4 separate regions of the Homo sapiens genome follow, and all the other regions are linked to region 4. The links are chromatin contacts, found by Hi-C or POLR2A ChIA-PET in ENCODE. All regions are on one chromosome and are shown on one strand. The core of a region is the stretch at or near the end of the contact, and the rest is flanking DNA. Distances in the headings are between cores, read along the strand shown.

Region 1 (2,756 bases), core at 227-2,726, 460 kb after region 4:
TGAAAAAGTTCTGGAGGTGGATGGTAGTTATGGTTGCACAACAATGTGAACACCACTGAATCATACACACAAAAATAGTTAAAATGGTCAATTTTATGCTACATATATTTTAACACACACACACACACACACACACACACACAAATCTGTAGGGCATTTCCAGGTTGGACAACCAGCCTGCACTTTTCTCCAAAGATCTCCAAAATGCAACAGTTCTATCTCCAGTCAATTAAATTCTGTTTTTTTTTCTTTCTTTCTTTCTTTTTTTTTTTTGAGACAGAGTCTCGCTCTGTCGCCCAGGCTGGAGTGCAGTGGCGCTAACTTGGCTCACTGCAACCTCCGCCTCCCGGGTTCACGCCATTCTCCTGCCTCAGCCTCCCAAATAGCTGGGACTACAGGCACTCGCCACCACGCCCGGCTAATTTTTTGCATTTTTTAGTAAAGACGGGGTTTCACCGTTTAGCCAGGGTGGTCTCGATCTCCTGATCTTGTGATCCGCCCGCCTCGGCCTCCCAAAGTGCTGGGATTACAGGCGTGAGCCACCGCGCCCGGCCCCTAAATTCTGTTTTCAACAGAACACAGACTAAAGGTCTTTCCACAGTTCCATATACATGAAGATCCTGCTTGGTAAAAAGTGTCTGTCAGAGAGTACTGTTACAATGCAAGGGCTGTGTGCTCAGCGCATGCAGTTCAGCCGTATGTCTCATGCTCTTATTTTAATACAATCACTGAAAGGTAGGTATTTTCACCATTTTACAGATGAAAAAACAAGTTCAGAAGGGTAACTTGCTCTAGGGCACATTACTGATATGTGGGGAATCCTTGACAGGAAAACCAGATCTGTGCTGCTCCAGAATCCATGTTTTTATCAAATACCATCCTGCTTGTTTGGAAAATATAACGAAAGCAGCCCAAGCACGGGCAGGTAGGAAAAGCTACGCAAAGAGCCTGGAGGCTTTTATAACTATCTAGGCATATGAGACAGGCTGACACCTTCTTTCAAGAGGAGACTTAGAAATCAGGAAGGCTGCCTGAGGCAAGGTCTGAATAATGCCAGGAGACAGAGCCCAGCCAGCGTAAAGGCCGGAAGTAAAAGGGACAGCTATGACACGGCGGTCCTGGGTGAACTGATGTCTAGCGCTACAGTGAACCCCCAACCCGAATTCGTCTAAAGCCACCCAAAACCAAAACTTTGCTCACACCAGAGCCCCGCATGGCCCCTTACCCCAGGGCAGGGCGTCCAGAACCACGCAGGAAATTCCGGCGTCCAGATCCCAGGCCTCAGTCGCTCAGGTCTCTAGGGCTGTCTGGACGGGATGAATCAGGTCCCAAGGCCTCTATGTGGTATTCCGGGGCCGGGCCAGAGTGGGAGATCCAAAACGCTGGGCACCCCAGCCCCTCCTCACTTACCGTAACAGCTGCCCAGTAAACGCTTGGCTCAGCTCTGTCGCCTGTAGCCCGGAGGAAATCGGGAGGGGCGGAGTCCCCTAGTGACGGAGCCCAGGAGTCCTCCAACTACCTTCCCACCCGACGATGTTCTGTGCGTCGATTGGTCGAGAGGAGCTCAGCGTGGTGAAGAAGTGAGGAGCAGCAAGAGGCGAGCGGTGGACGGGGCTCTGGTTGCCGGGAAACGGTGGAGTCACGTGCCCTGAGCATTGCCCCTCCCCTCCCGAGGGCCAGGTTGATTCCTTGCAGATCCAGGGTTCCAGTCCCTGCTTGGATAGGGAAGTCGTTTCCAAGACTTTTGACTTTTCCTAGTCGCCGGAGCCAGTTCACCTCCTCCACAACTTTCTCTGTCGGTGTTTGTCTTCTAAAAATTTCACCCCTTCGTTACCCAAATTAGAGCACTTCGGCGGCTTCTTTCCTTACTCTCCCAGGAGACTCGTGTCTCATTCATCAAATTATGAAGCTTTCCTTCATTCATTTAGTCAATAGATACCAAGCACCTGCTGTGTTCTAAGCATTGTGTTAAGCGTGAAGTTAAGACACATATGACTTGATATAAGTCCTGGAGATCCTTACAGCTTAGTAGTGTAGGAAGGGGGTCCGCCATGGAGGCATAAAAGTTTACAAATAACAGTAAACAGTGATAGACAGCCGGGCGCGGTGACTCACGCCTGTAATCCCAGTACTCTAGGAGGCCGAGGCAGGTGGATCACCTGAGGTCAGGAGTTCGAGACCAGCCTGGGTGAAACATGGTGAAACTCTGTCTCTACTAAAAGTACAAAAATTAGCTGAGCATGGTGGCACATGCCTGGAATCCTAGCTATTCGGGAGGCTCAGGCAGGAGAATCGCTTGAACCGGGAAGGCAGAGGTTGCAGTGAGACAAGATCGCACCACTGCATTCCAACCTGGGCAACAGAGCAAGACTGTCTCAAAAAAAAAAAAGGAGGGGGGCGTTGAGGATTATAGAGTATATGATGGAAGTGTGGCCAGAGTACATAAAGGAGAGAGTGGTCATAAGAAGTGTGTGTCAGAATGCTTTGTTGTTGTAGTTGTTAAAGGAGATGACCTTTGATATCCTTCAGGGGATAGATACCAGCTTGTTCATTGAGATCGACCCCTCCCCATCCCCAGCTTCCAGGATCAACACCAGTTACTCTCTCCCAAGAAACACGTGATGAAAGACATCAGCCAACCATCAGTAGCCAAGTAACTTGGCTGAGGAAATAGTTCTCACTCCAGCCTGGGTGACAGAGCAAGACTCCGTCTCAAAAAAAAAAAGAAAGAAAGAAAAAGAAAACAACAACAACAA
Region 2 (2,883 bases), core at 250-2,749, 490 kb after region 4:
TGGACCCCTTGGAAATGCGTGGAACCCAGCAGAAACCCTTCCTAGCAGCAGGGTAGAGAATGCATTGGAGAGCAAGGCTAAGGAAGGGTGACTCAATGTCCTGAGCCCAAGGAGGTATCAACATTCCCAACGGATTTGGATCTGTAACAGAAAGAAGCCACTGGAGCCAGCAGAGAATGGGGCCACTGCTTTCCATACTCAGTGCCCAAACCTTGCTGAAGCACCTGCCAGAGGCCGTGTTGTGGAGCATGGTGCAATGCAGACAGCCTTGTGGAGGAGACAATCTGTAAACCATGACTGCAAAAGATTGATAAATACTGATTATTAATCTACAGCACAGTGTAGGATTGATAAATACTAATTATTAATCTACAGCACAGATTAGAAGGGTGATTAAGCCAGCGTCTAGTAGATTTGGGTTACACTCTCCTTTCTTCAATTTAGAAGCTGTATAACCTCGGGCAAGCTAATCTTTCAGTCTCCTCATCTGTAAAATGGAGTAATAAAAATATTTGTCATGATCAAGGGTTATAGTGATGTAATTCATGTAAAACATGTGGTGCCTGTAGATAATAAATACCGGATAAAGTGTCTCATGGTAGCTTTTGAAGTGAAACCTGGTATCTCATAATCAGGACAGGTGTTAAAAACCCCAGAGTAACAGTCTACAATAATTGAAACTCCTCAGTTAGGAGCTGTGTTAAAGTTGGAACAGAGCAGCATTGGAACATATGGGATGGTAATAATTGTGGAATTCTATTCACTGTTGTTAACTCCATATAAAAAGAAATTAAATCCAGCATGATTTCTGATTCCTGGAAAGTCTCTTTCCCTCCCTTTTCTTTATCTGTGATGTCAGAACGTTCCAAATACTGTATTTCAACATTTCAGGCCTGAAACTGATGGTGCCAGATTAATTGAGTAATAAATAATAAGTATTCAAGTTTTTCCGCTCTGCAAATTTACTTTGGTTATTAAAAAATTTATTCTGCTCTGCAAATTTACTTTGGTTATTAAAAAATTTATTCTGCTCTGCAAATTTACTTTGGTTACAAGCAAAAGTAAGCCACCACATCGACGAGGATGGGATTCGAACCCACGCGTGCAGAGCACAATGGATTAGCAGTCCATCGCCTTAACCACTCGGCCACCTCGTCCCGGTAAGTTACTGTTTCCTGATTGCTATAGGGAGTAATATCAAGGGGCTGTGACGCAATGTTATGGAAGCCGCCATTTTGTACGGAAGCCAAAGTCCAATCACTTCCATAGCAAGCAATCGAAAGAAGATGGCCGCTCCCACGATTGTGGGGGAGGTCTCCACTGGGGAGGGGCAGAGGAAATTCGGTCGAAAAAGAGATAAAGCTGAAGGAAATAAAATTGGCACGGAGTCTGGGAAAGTAGTTTCCCTAAAGGAGTCTTAGAAATAGGGTTGGTCTGGAACCTAAGGGGCGGAGCCGACGCGTAGAGCCGCTTTGCGCGTGCGCATCACCTAGGCGGTTAGATTTGAATACTTCACTGAGGCGAGCCGGGCGTTGTGAGCGGACTGCTAGAGGCGGCTGTCTGTTTCCGCTCTAAGGAAACTCAGAGCGTGTGGACCCCAAACAAGTCTGCGCAAAATTTGTCGAGGAGGTTTGCCGCGGCAGGTAAAGAGAATGACTCTTTCGTTCTGGGCTTCAGGGAAGGCTTCGGGTTTTGTCTGGGCGCCCTGAAGTTCCTGCGGTGGGAGGTAGGGTACGCTCCCTCAGCCTGGCGGCCTCCGTTAGCGCCGGGCCGAGTAGACGCCCCTGCCCCGGGCCGGGCACACTGTGCCCTTTTTCCCCTCCTCGGCCTGTACGTTGTGCCGCCTCCCGCTTCCCTAACACTTCTCCGCCTGCACCTCGGCCCCTCCGGCCACCCGGCTCGGGTTGCTTGTCCGTCGCTCTCTTGGCGTCCTCTTCCGCCCCGCCCTGCCGTCCTCTGTCAGGGCTCGCGGACTCTTCTTGCACCCCTGCCGCTCTTCCCTAGGGACCTCTCGGCTGTTTGTATTTCTCACTTAAGCTTTTTTTGGCTCTAAATGAAGTGACAGCAATGAGTGATTTTAAAATTCTCAGCTCTTCGTGGTTTAAGGTGTCTGCTCGGAGTGCTGGCCGCACGTAACAGATTTTTCGTTTTCTGCAAGTATAATAACCTTAACAAATGAAGTCAATATTAGTACTGCGCAAATTAGTTTTTAAAAATCCTCTTCTGTTCATTATTCCTCAGGATTTAAGCCCTTATTCTTCACGTTTATTTAAATACTCAAGTTTGAGGGAGGAAAAAGTATTGCCGATTGGAATTTTACAGATAGGTTTAATAGGCATTAACAGATAAAGGATGTGGATGAAGACCAAAGCAGAAGCTTATTCCAGTCTAGATATTAAAATTGATGTTTTCACTTCCGTCGAATCCTGTAGATATTTATTGGGTTCCTTATCCTGTGATAGGGCCGGGGACAGATGATTCCCAAACCTAGAGGGGTTTACAAAGGGAAATAACTAATATACACAAATAACTAGAATACAAGACAGAATGTAAAAGATTATAGGACATTCTAAAGTGGTGTGGGAGCACGGAAAAGGGAGAGCTTATTTGATGCTTTTGGTGATGGATTTGTGGAGAAGACCGCATTTGAGGTGGACGTTGGTTGGAGAGATGATTTACAGATGGGAGTTAATATGTGGTAAAATTTTGGTAATTAAAGGTTAGGGTCAAAGCAGTATAATTCTTGACTTTGCGAATGGCTGGAAATCTTTACAAGATGATAAATACATGTAAATTGAATTAAAATGTTTGGAATGGTAGTATTAATGATGTGTTCGATGTTAAATAATAGACTGTAAAAGATACTGACTCTAGATATTGCCA
Region 3 (2,707 bases), core at 74-2,573, 480 kb before region 4:
TAGTAGTCTATTTTAGTCAAGGTTTTTTGGCTATAAGGAACAGAAACCCTTATGTCAAAAAAAGAGGTGGTAGGGTTGAGGTTTGCTGTAAGATCAAAGAAGTCATTTCATGGACAACGACAAGCAGGAAATAAGAGTATAGACTGGCCTTTCAGAGTCTAGAGCTGAGAAACCACCAGGCACCAGTCATGTGCCCCATCTGTCTTTCTGGGTCCATGTCATCTCTTCACTCACTGCCTGCCTGATGCATCCTCTTCTCTGCAAACCAGCTTTCTCTGCTTATTGATGGTTTCTGCTTTCTCACAACCTCAGCTTGCCTATGTAGCATGAACTGACTCTGTAAGAGTATCACACCCACCAACAACTGACTATGTCCTTTAGCTCTCTATATTCTTTTGCTTAAATTTTCAAGCAAGATAACCTGGTTGGTCACTGGCCAGGTTGATGGACTGCCTGTGTCAGGTTCAAGTGTCCACCACTGGTCCAAACATCTGAACTGAGGGTCACATGGTAGAAACACAACCATCCAAGCCCAAGGTTTTGGCAGGGCTGTGGGTAAGGTGATTTCCCAAACAAGAAGGTATCAACAGAACAGGGATTCAAAAATATCATATTTTTGAACTATAATTACTATGAAGTACGTAACCATCAGAAGGAACCTGCCACTTAATTTAGTTCTATAGTCAACTACAAGATTAATGATGGAAGTGTTTCCAAACTTCACTGATCTCATTAAATCTGGGTACTCACTGAAGAGTTATTTGAGATATAAATGTAGAACTAGTTGTCAGAAAATACCTACCTGTGCATAGAAAAATAAAGGCACTCCAGTTAGGCTACAGAACAGCACTATCGAGTCTGAATGCTCACAATAGGCTCACATCACTTGCTATAGCTCTTTTGGATTAAACACATCTAAAAATCAAGGGGGAAAAATAATTGGTGTTCATTTTAATGTCTGTATCAATGGCGCTAAGGATTCATAGGAGAAAAGGGCTTGTTCTTCCTTCCTCTCCTAGCTCCTTCCCTCCCTTTTCCATTCTCCCACCTTCCTCTCTTACACTGAGGCTACCCCAATCATATAAAGGCAAGTCCGGCAGGTAGACTGCTCTTAAGAAGCCAAACCAAGGACAAAGGGTCCTGGGGGCCAGGGACAATCTGGCATATTTTTCACCAGAATAGTCAGAGGCTGTCTGGCCAGAAGAGAATCTGAACTCTAGTCAAAAAGGAAGCAAATATCATTGCCAGAGAAACTATGTAAACCACCATCAAGAGTGAGGGTTGAGGCAAGGCTGTAAACAGGAAAGTGAGTCAGCTCCCAGGTCAGCAGCCAGGAGGCTCAGTGGACAGAATAATACTGAGTGTGAAGTAGGTCACGGCAAACAGCTCTGAAGCGAGGTCATGAACGTTGTGGTGGTGTGGGAAGCCCTTTTTATGTGGGGCCTGGCATGGCAAAGTCACCGTGCAGAATCAGACCCCACCCATGCCTAGGCTACCCATCTTCCCCAAACAGCCGGGTGAGGCAGGGCTTGCCTTATGGGTTTGCCTGGTGAGAGGCTGCTGTGGCCCTGGGCATTCTGTGATGGCTCGTCTCCCGTGGCCCAGGTGCCCGGGCTGGCTCCATGGCTTCAAGGATCCAAGCTTTCTGTTTCTATGTACCAGAATGAGAGAGGTGGGCTGCCAGCGGGACCCCAGTGTGTAAGTTAGGGATGAGCATGGATCGAGGGAGCTAGAAGCAGGAGGTAGGATTCTCAAGTCCTACTATTTGAAAAAGGGCTAGAAACATGGCTTGCCGGGGACATAAGCAGAAAAGTGTGGAGGTGCTCGGCAGGAGAGCCAGACTGTGCTTTCTAACAGGGTGACTTTGCTTTCTAACAGGGTGACTGGTGAAAATGGACTCTTATGTTTTCATTTTGTGGGACAATTACCATTTGAGGATTGCCAACAGTAGCTGTTTTCTAGCAGTAGAGACAGCAAGTCCACTTGGATCAGATGCCCTTTGTTCTGAGCAAGTCGCCGGAATGGCCCTGTTATCACATGTCTATCACTTCCTTTCCCGAAACAAGTCTGGGGCCCAGCTCTACAGCTGGAGGGGGCCTGGCACCTCTGCCCCAAACTCCCAGCTAAAAAAGCCTGGCCAGGAGATGAGGTGCACAGATTTGCATAAAGAGCCTAAAAAGGGGCCCCTGATTGAGTAGTTCTCATGCTCCGAGGGAACTGGAACCTACTCCACCCCCTACTCCGGGAAGTAGATCCAGTTTGTTACTTTAGAGCAGCTAGCTCCCACTGCTTGGCAAGACTGTTTATTGGCTATTATTAGTTATGAGTATCATTTGCATGGGTGAAGGCCTTCTGTACTCTCAGTTTGATGATGCCTATTTTTACTGTGTAGAGATAAGTTGGGTCAAGGAAGGTTGTGATGGGGTCAGTAGTCAAGGAGGCCATTAGCTATTTAAATACCTTAACCTCCAATGGATCCAGATTAAACCTCACCCTCTTGCAGGAAATCAGCTGATAGATGAGTCACATTGGAGAAATCTGGTATAAATGAAACCTAAAGAACTTATGTATGCCCACAGGAGTCTCTAGAACTTTAAATACTTTGCTTGATATCATCTAAACTTCACAATTGAAGAGAAGGTATCCTCAGAACTCTGTCTCTGGGATCTTCAACATGTGTCTTCTGTGTTGAGCTGGCCTGAAGATG
Region 4 (2,860 bases), core at 181-2,680:
TCTGTGCCCTCTTCCCTGGAGAATGAGGAGATGCCTGCTAGGATGGCAAGCAGCCACGTGGTGTTCTTTGGACCGTGTTTCCCAAGTGTGTGTGTGTGTGTGTGTGTGTGTGTGTGTGTGTGTGTGTATGGGGAGGGGGGTGAGGTGGTGCACTCCAGCTTATTAACAACAGGAAACAAAATTTCCTGATGAAAGGACCAAGTGCTGTCCCGCCAGTCACCTGGCAGGGGCTCCCCTCCAGCTCTCCAACCTCCTCTTCTCAGGCTAGCAATCTTGACCTAAGAAGGGGCCCTCAAAGCCAATCACCAGCACGAGTCATTGTCTTGGTTTTTCCTTTGAAGCCTATCACCTTCCCCTCCCCCTCCCAGCAAAGCCCCAAAGTTCAACCTTTGCCTGGACTGGACAGTGGGGGAGGTGCAGCCAGAAGGTGTGGCTCTGCAAGCCCCAGGGACCCCTCTCACGCTCCACAAACTGTAGGTGGCTTGCCTGTAGGTGGGCGCCTCTGGAGGGGTGCTGGCCAAGGTCAAGGGTAAACTAAGAGAGGGTGAAATTTTTCTCCTGAGCTTAAGAGGTGATGTCCAGAGCGGTGGGAGGAGGAGGGCACTTCCTGAGAACAGGGCCAGGGAATGCTTTATTCCTAGCAAAGGAACTCAAGCCCCGCTGCAGCCATCCCAACCCCTAAGGGCTGGAAGAGGGATGCTGAACTTAGACTCCTCCTCCTCTTAGGAGAAGGCAGTAGTCAGACACCCAGATCCTCGACAGTGACTAGGAACACACACACACACACACACACACACACACACCCCAGACCTGGGTGACTCCAGGAGAGAGTCTCGGCCTCCGAGTCGTGATGCCAGGGCTCCGCGCCAGGGTCCAGCGTGACGAGCACTCGGGGGCTGGACGCCCAGACTCGATTGGGAAGGAGGGAAAAAGCCCAGCTGTTAAGGAGAGGAGCCTTCAGACTCCGCAGAGAGGCAGGATGCCCCACAGCTCCTGTCCTATCCCAAAGTCAGACCCAGAGGCTGGGCCGTTCTCGGGCGCCCAGGTCTGCTCAGCAGTGCACCCCAGGTTCCCCTGCCTACCTGGACCCAACTCCTTCGAGTCCCAAATGCTACCCCCAAGTTCCCTCTTGGAGCAGCGCACCCAACTGTGGGTTCTGCACCCCGTTCCCTCACCCCAGCGCCCCAGTTCTTCATGGTCACCCCAGACGTCCGCAGCCCAAACCCTTCCCGGGCCCCCGTGCGCAGCGCGACTCCGCTCCCCACTTCCCCAAGGAGCTGCGATCCAACTCCGCCCGGCCCCCGGCGGCCACCCGGGCGCTCACCGGGCTGCGGCAGGAGGCGGGAGGCGCAGGCAGGGGCGGCGGCGGCGGCGGGCACAGGCCGGGGCGGGAGGAGGCCACTCCGCACGGTGCGGTATTGTTTCCAAAATACGCCTGCTCGGGGCATCCCGCAAACAGCTGATGAGGCCCCGCCCCCCTGCGCGTCACGCCGAGGACTGACCAATGGCGAGTGAAGCGCCAAGTCCCGGGCTGGGCCGCTGCCAGGGACGGTCACGAATGTACGAACCTTCCCATGGAAACATTGCAAGGGGCCGAGCAAAATTCCGACCGTCGCCAGAAGCGCAGTCGGAGCGCCGTCGCCAGTGCGGATTCTGTCCCTAACACAGGCTCTGGAAGCGCCAGAGAGTCCCTGAATCCTCTGTATTAGGTGTGGGAGAGGGGGCGCCAAAGTAACTTTTGTCTTCTTTTTCACGGCAATGGGCAGAATAATTGCTGCGCGTCCACAAAGGGAGGGGGGAAGGAGGCGGGGAGTTTTTTTATGAGGCTGGTGCGTCCAGTGGGTGCAGGGTGCAGGGTGCGGGTCCCTATGGGATCCCAGCCTCAGGGGAAAGCTCCCTCCCGCCTGCCGAGCAGGTCGGAAGAAAACTGCAGCTCCAAAGCTGAAGGTGTGTTTGAAACAAACACATCCAGGGGAGCCCTTAGGTCCTCTTCTTGACTGGGCGTGGGCACTGGCAAAATAAGCACCTGGCTGAGAAGCGGAGCGCTCAAGAAGGCCGGGGCTGCTTGAGCGGTTGACACATATCTCGCATATGGCAGCATTTAGAGACTGTGCTGGTGCTGCCAGGAGAGCAGCATGTCCTGCAGACCGCGTAAGGGAGTCTATGGGCTACTTCACAGGCATTTACCGAGCACCTACTCTGTGCCAGATATTGGGCTGAGTGCCAGAAACCTGGCGTCTGCCCTCAAGGAGCTTACAGTCTACTAGGAGAGGTAGCCCTGAAAATAGTGAAAAGTTATTGGAATTGTATTCATTCCAAGGATAATGACTATTGAGGAATGCAGAAAAATTCAGAATACAAAGGCTGGAGAAGGCCTCAGGGAGACAGCTTTTAAATTGAATGGGAAATATTTTTCAATAAGGAAAACCAGATGCACATGTCTCACGCCTGTAATCCCAACACTTTGGGAGGCCGAGGCGGGTGGTTCACTTGAGCTCAGTGGTTGGAGACCAGCCTGGCCAACACGGGAAACCCTGTCTCTACTAAAAATACAAAAATCAGGCGGGCGTGGTGGCGCATGCCTGTAATCCCAGCTACTTGGGAGGCTGAGGTAGGAGAATTGCTTGAACCTAGGAGGTGAAGGTTGCAGTGGGCGGAGATAGCGCCACCGCACTCCAGCCTGGGCGACAATGAGACTCCGTCTCAAAAAAATAAAAATAAAATAAAATAAAAAAGAATAGCCCAGGCCTAAGGGTAGCAGACTGAAGTGCTGAGCTGGAGAGCTTACCTGTGCAGGGAGCAGAGGGAGGCTTGGTGACTGGATCATTGGGTGCACACTGAGATTTACGAACGGTAGGCA

What was found. Hi-C counts contacts between places; a loop is a spot of excess contacts on that map. ChIA-PET counts read pairs that join two places held with the same protein, here RNA polymerase II (POLR2A). Pooled maps may share reads with other maps.
Region 1: a loop to region 4 is called in a map of gastrocnemius medialis, with 3 times the contacts of the local background. The contact joins the promoter of CCDC32 here to the promoter of BMF in region 4. A Hi-C loop is called at or near these places in 2 of 168 maps with a recorded cell type or tissue (B cell and gastrocnemius medialis), 7 of 37 single-sample maps with no recorded cell type and 15 of 50 pooled maps. POLR2A ChIA-PET finds 5 or more read pairs at or near these places in 1 of 52 experiments (activated B cell).
Region 2: a pooled map shows a loop between it and region 4 (3-fold over the local background). The contact joins the promoter of KNL1 here to the promoter of BMF in region 4. A Hi-C loop is called at or near these places in 6 of 50 pooled maps. POLR2A ChIA-PET finds 5 or more read pairs at or near these places in 3 of 52 experiments (A549, Caco-2 and GM10248).
Region 3: a map with no recorded cell type shows a loop between it and region 4 (5-fold over the local background). The contact joins the enhancer-like site here to the promoter of BMF in region 4. A Hi-C loop is called at or near these places in 2 of 37 single-sample maps with no recorded cell type and 7 of 50 pooled maps.

Annotation. Positions count from the first base shown.
Region 1 is chr15:40,563,566-40,566,321 of GRCh38, forward strand. CCDC32 (coiled-coil domain containing 32) reads right to left here and starts at 1,477. Exons shown (of 4, transcript NM_001080792.4): 1 at 1,411-1,477. RefSeq lists enhancers at 1,876-1,925, 2,405-2,699.
Region 2 is chr15:40,592,750-40,595,632 of GRCh38, forward strand. It overlaps KNL1 (kinetochore scaffold 1), which reads left to right and starts at 1,500. Exons shown (of 26, transcript NM_144508.5): 1 at 1,500-1,643. It overlaps TRS-GCT4-2 (tRNA-Ser (anticodon GCT) 4-2), which reads right to left and starts at 1,157; the gene lies at 1,076-1,157. RefSeq lists a silencer at 1,050-1,099 and enhancers at 1,220-1,439, 1,660-1,979.
Region 3 is chr15:39,623,613-39,626,319 of GRCh38, forward strand. The region is part of intron 10 of FSIP1 (fibrous sheath interacting protein 1); the gene reads right to left. Among named protein-coding and RNA genes, the nearest start is that of THBS1-IT1, 39 kb to the left of the region's middle. RefSeq lists an enhancer at 164-253. Within about 2 kb of position 1,324, at least 19 of the 41 ENCODE cell types and tissues checked have a DNase peak (open chromatin) inside an H3K27ac peak, as active enhancers do.
Region 4 is chr15:40,107,449-40,110,308 of GRCh38, forward strand. BMF (Bcl2 modifying factor) reads right to left here and starts at 1,431. Exons shown (of 5, transcript NM_001003940.2): 1 at 1,325-1,431; 2 at 811-938. RefSeq lists an enhancer at 34-729 and a silencer at 1,239-1,488.